2 separate regions of the Homo sapiens genome follow, and region 2 is linked to region 1. A link is a loop called in an ENCODE intact Hi-C map of the cell type or tissue named here. Cell type or tissue: PC-9. All regions are shown on one strand. Links, peaks and the distances in the headings refer to the core of each region. The heading gives the core; the rest is flanking DNA. Region 1 overlaps WDR87 (WD repeat domain 87). Region 2 has its middle 9.6 kb from the start of DPF1.

Evidence for each region. Peaks named below come from ENCODE experiments on the same cell type or tissue, not always from the same donor. Only the 100,000 strongest peaks of a DNase experiment are listed, where the experiment ranks them.
Region 2: a loop joins it to region 1, with 10 times the contacts of the local background. A loop is called at or near these places in 78 of 110 quality-filtered maps.

Annotation. Positions count from the first base shown.
Region 1 is chr19:37,901,516-37,904,421 of GRCh38, forward strand. The region is part of intron 1 of WDR87 (WD repeat domain 87); the gene reads right to left. Among named protein-coding and RNA genes, the nearest start is that of WDR87, 3.6 kb to the right of the region's middle. In PC-9, for the core only: a CTCF peak has its summit at 1,277 (motif pointing right); a DNase peak (open chromatin) is centred at 1,266.
Region 2 is chr19:38,232,369-38,235,274 of GRCh38, forward strand. No RefSeq gene overlaps it. Among named protein-coding and RNA genes, the nearest start is that of DPF1, 9.6 kb to the left of the region's middle. RefSeq lists an enhancer at 1,849-1,898. In PC-9, for the core only: CTCF peaks have their summits at 1,615 (motif pointing right) and 1,814; a DNase peak (open chromatin) is centred at 1,623.

The DNA of each region.
Region 1 (2,906 bases), core at 317-2,816:
GCTGCTGAGAGAGTAGTCGTTTGTAACAAATTTGCAGTCACTGCCATCACTTCCCATATTCCAAATAGCTCCACTGGGTCCCACTTCTCTTGACCGGCCTACAGAGAGCAAATGGTTGGGACTATTTGGGGGAATATTTCTAGGTGATGAGTGAGAAGGAGGACTTTCAAACCCCAAATCTCTATGTTTATTTAATTTTATGTGGTTTTTTTTTTTGAGACAGGGTCTCGCTCTGTTGCCCGGGCTGGAGTGCAGTAGTAGAGTCACAGTTCACTGCAGCCTCAAACCCCTGGGCTCAAGCAATCCTCCTGCCTCAGCCTACCGAGTAACTGGGACCACAGGCACACACCCCCATGCCTGGCTAATTTTTTAAAAACTTTTTGTAGATACAGGGTCTCCCTATGTTGCTTAGGTGGTCTCGAACTCCTGGGCTCAAGCGATCCACCTGCCTCAGCCTCCCAAAGTGCTGGGATTACAGGTATGAGACACTGCACCTGGCCCTCTATGTTTATTTATTTATTTATTTATTTATTTATTTATTTGCCACTCTTTCCCACACCATAGACCAGTTTCCTTGGGTTAGCCTCAGAGGATGACATTTGACTCCCTAATCCCAGTACCTGTCCTTAAAAGCAAGTTTGTAGTGAGCTCCAGATGCTTTAATCCCAACAGTCTTGTTTAATATCTTTTATTTCTTTTTCCTTTTTTATTTTTTTTGAGACAGAGTCTCACTCTGTCACCCAGGCTGGAGTGCCGTGGCACTATCTTGGCTCACTGCAACCCCTGCCTCTGGAGTTCAAGTGATTCTCCTGCCTCAGCCTCCTGAGTAGCTGGGATTACAGGCATGCACCACCATGCCCAGCTAATTTTGTATTTTTTTTTAGTAGAGATGGGGTTTTACCATGTTGGCCAGGCTGGTCTCGAACTTCTGACCTCAGGTCATCTGCCCGCCTCAGCCTCCCAAAGTGCTGGGATTACAGGCGTGAGCCACCATGCCCGGCTGATTGTTTAATATCTTAACACAAAGATAATCTAATGGGAGAATTCAAGCTCTGTGGCCAATTTAGCGTGAAGGGTATTTGGGACCAACGCATGTTATTCCTGCTGACTGTGGAGACAAACCAGGTCCATGACTGGGTGTTGACACTGGAACTATATTCCTTTTCTTAGCACCAGTCCACTGTAAGGTACAGCATTAGTTGGTGGCCTGAGGAAAGGCAAACCTCCCACGAGCTTTGCCTTGTTAAAGAGAGTTGACTCTAGGGGGCGCTGCACTCCACGACACGGTCAGGCCCCTGGGCTCCCTTTGGCTCACTTGTTGGCTCCAATGTGCTCTGTTACAGGTGAGTGTGAGGGGATCCAGGCAGGTTTCTTGCTCCCTAGAGCTTATAGTCATCAAAGAAGAGATATAAAATGGATTACAGTGGGAAATTCTAGGTGATGGGTTATATTATCCTTTAGAACTTTTCTGCAACTTTTAATTTCCTCAAATTAAATTGCAAATTAAATTCAGTTTTAAGAAGGAAAAGTATGAAGTGCTTTGAGTACATATAACGAGGAGACCTGGCCACCCAAAAGGAAGGTGATGAGTGCGCCACACTGTGAGACAGGGCCCTGCATGGATTATATAACCTTGCAGGTGGTCTCACATTTGGGCACAGGGGTGCAGAAAGTCCAGCTGATATCAGAAGGGCCTAATTAGTTGACTGTAAAGTCAGAGGGGCAACCTAGGCTTACTTGGTTCTTTGAATGACATTACTGATAAGGAGCCCAAGTTTGTCCCCAGGGCCTGGGAGTGCTACTCTGGCCTTCAGGTGGCTGCATAGCTAGGGCTGGGGGTGGAATGCATTTAACTTTCTTAATGGGAATAAATAGTTTTCCAGGCTGACAAACATACATTAACAGGGTGGGCTAGTTTCTGTTGGATGGAAGAGTTACCCTGGATCCCTGAGAAGTAACGACAGTATCCAGGATTAATTAGGTTGTAAAGTAGTAACCAGGAGTTTTACATATCTTTTAATTCTTATTTATTTTGAGACAGGGCCTCACTCTCACCCAGGCTGGAGTGCAGTGGCATGATCATGGCTCACTGCAGCCTCAACCACTCCGGCTCAAGTGATCCTTCTGCCTTAGCCTCCTGAGTAGTTGGGACTACAGGCTAGTGCTACCACACCTGGCTAATTTTTGTACTTTTTGTAGAGATGGGGTTTCACCATGTTGCCCAGGCTGGTCTCAAACTCCTGGCCTCAAAGAATCCACTTGCCTCAGCCTCCCAAAGTGTTGGGATTACTACAGGTGTCAGCCACCACACCCAGCCAATTTGGTTTAATTCTTACAATTATTCTAACGACTTAGCTATTATCCTCCCTGTAATTAAACAACCTTTTTTGTTTTTTGTTTTGTTTTGTTTTGAGTCGGAGTCTCACTCTGTCGCCCAGGCTAGAGTGCAGTGGCGCCATCTCCGCTCACTACAAGCTCCGCCTCCCAGGTTCACGCCGTTTTCCTGCCTCAGCCTCCCGAGTAGCTACAGGCGCCCGCCACCATGCCTGGCTAATTTTTTGTATTTTTAATAGAGACGGGGTTTCACCATGTTAGCCTCGATGGTCTCAATCTCGTGACCTCGTGATCCACCCGCCTCGGCCTCCCAAAGTGGTGGGATTACAGGCATGAGCCACTGCGCCCGGCCATTAAACAACTTTTAAAAACGGACATGGTAAAATATTGAAAATGTACTAAGGAGCAGGTAAGGGAAAAAAAGTCACCTTTTCACACCTGACCAGCTGTCCTTCTGTTTCCCCTTCCCAGAAGTAACTCTGGTTGTGTCTTTCTTTTGTGTGTGTGTGTGCTTTTTTTTTTTTTTTGAGATGGAGTCTCTGTCTGTCGCCCAGGCTGGAGTGCAGTGGCGC
Region 2 (2,906 bases), core at 312-2,811, 330 kb after region 1:
TGTAATCCTAGCACTTTGGGAGCCCGAGGCGGGTGGATCACCTGAAGTTAAGAGTTAGGGACCAACTGGCCAACACAGTGAAACCCCAGCTCTACTAAAAATACAAAAATAAGCCAGGTGTGGTGGCACGTGCCTGTAATCCCAGCCACTCAAGAGGCTGAGGCAAGAGAATCACTTGAACCCAGGGGGCGGAGGTTGCAGTGAGTCGAGATTGTGCCACTTCACTCCAGCCTGGGCAAAAGAGCAAAAAACTCCATCTCAAAATAAAATAATAAAATAAAATAAATGTATCAATTAGTCATGCTCCATGCCTCTCCCCAGTGTCCAAAAGCATGCACCCAGCATGAAGAGAATCAGGTGGGATCCAGGCTCTGCCCTACCCCATATGGACACTTGGACAACCTGAAGTGAGGGGCAAATTTGGGGCCTTTTTTAAGGAAAAGTGCCCAGCACAGCATCTGGACCTAAGGCTTCAAGGCAGAGAGAAGGGATACATTAAAAGGCACACTTGGCCGGGCGCGGTGCCTCATGCCTATAATCCCAACACTTTGGGAGGCCGAGGAGGGTGGATCACCTGAGGTCAGGAGTTTGAGACCAGCCTGGCCAACATGGTGTAACCCTGTCTCTACTAAAAATACAAAAATTAGCCGGGCGTGGTGGCGGGCGCCTGTAGTCCCAGCTATTAGGGAGGCTGAGGCAGGAGAATCACTTGAACTCAGGAAGTGGAGGCTGCAGTGAGCTGAGATGGCACCACTGCACTCTAGTCTGAGCAACAGAGTGAGACTCCATCCCAAAATAAATAAATAAATAAATGTCACATCCACTCATTTCTAGAGAACGATGATGGTCTCCATCCCTCTGTGGATGTGCTGGGGACACAGCAGCAAATAAGATGGCCCCAGACTTTGCCTTAAGCTTGGAGTCCAGAAGAGTAACAGACTCATCACCAGACAGTGATGTCCAGAGGGGTCCAGGTGGGGTTAGGGGACACAGGCAGAGGGGTCGGGGCTGGGACAAGGGGGACACAGGCAGAGGGGTCTGGGCCAGGATTGGGGAGCACAGGCAGAGGGGTTGGGTTTGGGACAAGGGGGACTCAGGCAGAGGGGCCCAGGTGGGATGGGGAGCACAGACAGAGGGGTCCAGGTGGGATGGGGAGCACAGGCGGAGGGGTCGGAGCTGGGACAAGGGGGACACAGGCAGAGGGGTCCGGGCCGGGATTGGGGGGCACAGGCAGAGGGGTCGGGGCTGGGACAAGGAGGACACAGGCAGAGGGGTCCGGGCAGGGATTGGGGGGCACAGGCAGAGGGGTCGGGGCTGGAGCGGGGGAGACACAGGGCACTGTGGGAGCCCAGAGGCGGCTGTCTCCTGGCCTAGCCTGACAGTCAGGGATGCCTTCCTGGAGGAGAGGACACCCGGCCTGCATGTGAATCCTTTTGAGTCCTGACCCCCTGATCTACCCAGACACAGGGCAAGGTTCCTGCTCTGACCTCTTGGGGCCTTAATGCCTGATCTTCTTAATGCCCATCACTCAAGCTTTGAGGAACAAACCCTAAAAGTCTCAACCTGTGGTCACTTCTCCTAACCCTGGAACCCAAGGGTTTGCCCACCAGAGGGCGCTGTGGCCCCAGTCTTTGTCCAGCAGAGGCTGCTTCGGAAGCCTCAGATCCGGGAGACATCCTGCAGGCCATGGGGCTGCCCGCAGAGACACTGGGCCCCCAACCCTGAGCCTCAGACCCTGCCCAGGACCTGGTCACCAGGGTATCTCCCTCTCCTTCTCTCTCTCACACACACACGCCTCTAATCCAAGGTTCCGGTGGACCTGGAATCACAGAAAACTCTGCCCCATACCCACTGGGTCCAGCTTTGGCCTCTGAAGGAAATGCAACTGCTAACAGCCACTTCTCCCCTCTCCTGCCCGCTACAATTCAGAGGAAGCCTTCCCTAAGTGGCCCTTGGGATGTTCAGATGTACCTTTCAGAAGTTTCCTGCCCAGGCCCAGTGCGGTGGCTCACGCCTGTAACCCCAGCACTTTGGGAGGCGGAGGCAGGCGGATCACCTGAGGTCAGGAGTTCAAGACCAGCCTGGCCAACATGGTGAAACCCTGTCTCTACTAAAAGTACAAAAAATAACTGGCTGAGCATGGTGGCAGGTGCCTGTAATCCCAGCTACTCAGGAGGTTGAGGTAGGATAATAGCTTGAACCCAGGAGGCAGACACTGCAGTGGGCTGAGATCATGCCACCTGCACTCCAGCCTGGGCAACAAGAGTGAGACCCTGTATCAAAAAAAAAAAAAAAAAAAAAGTTTCCTGCCCAGATGGGGATGCTGAGGCGCAGAAGAGGTGGGGCTGGGGGGCCATGCAGTATCAGGGCAGCAACAGTAATAATCGTAACAGCAAATAAAGACTCATTGGTTCAGCTCCTCCTGAGTCAGGACCTGTACTGAGCTTTAACAAGCTACACACATCACTGAATCATACAGACCACACTTGGGAAGCAGGCACCCAAATGTCAGCAATGAGCTGAGACGGGAAGCCCTCAACCTTCATGGCAGGGAGAAGTAGGATTCGAACCCAGATCTGGTTGGGTGTGGTGGCTCAAGCCTGTAATCCCAGCATCCCAGCACTTTGGGAGGCCAAGGTGGGAGGATTTTTTTTTTTTTTTTTTTTTTTTTTTTTTGCTTGATTTTGAAACAGAGTCTCACTCCGTCGCCCAGGCTGGAGTTCAGGGGCGCCATCTCAGCTCACTTCAACCTCCTCCTCCTTGGTTCAAGTGATTCTCCTGCCTCAGCCTCCCAAGTAGCTGGGACTACAGGCATGCGTCACCACATCTGACTAATTTTTGTATTTTTAGTAGAGATGGGGTCTCACCATGTTGGGCAAGCTGATCTCGAACTCCTGACCTCAAAT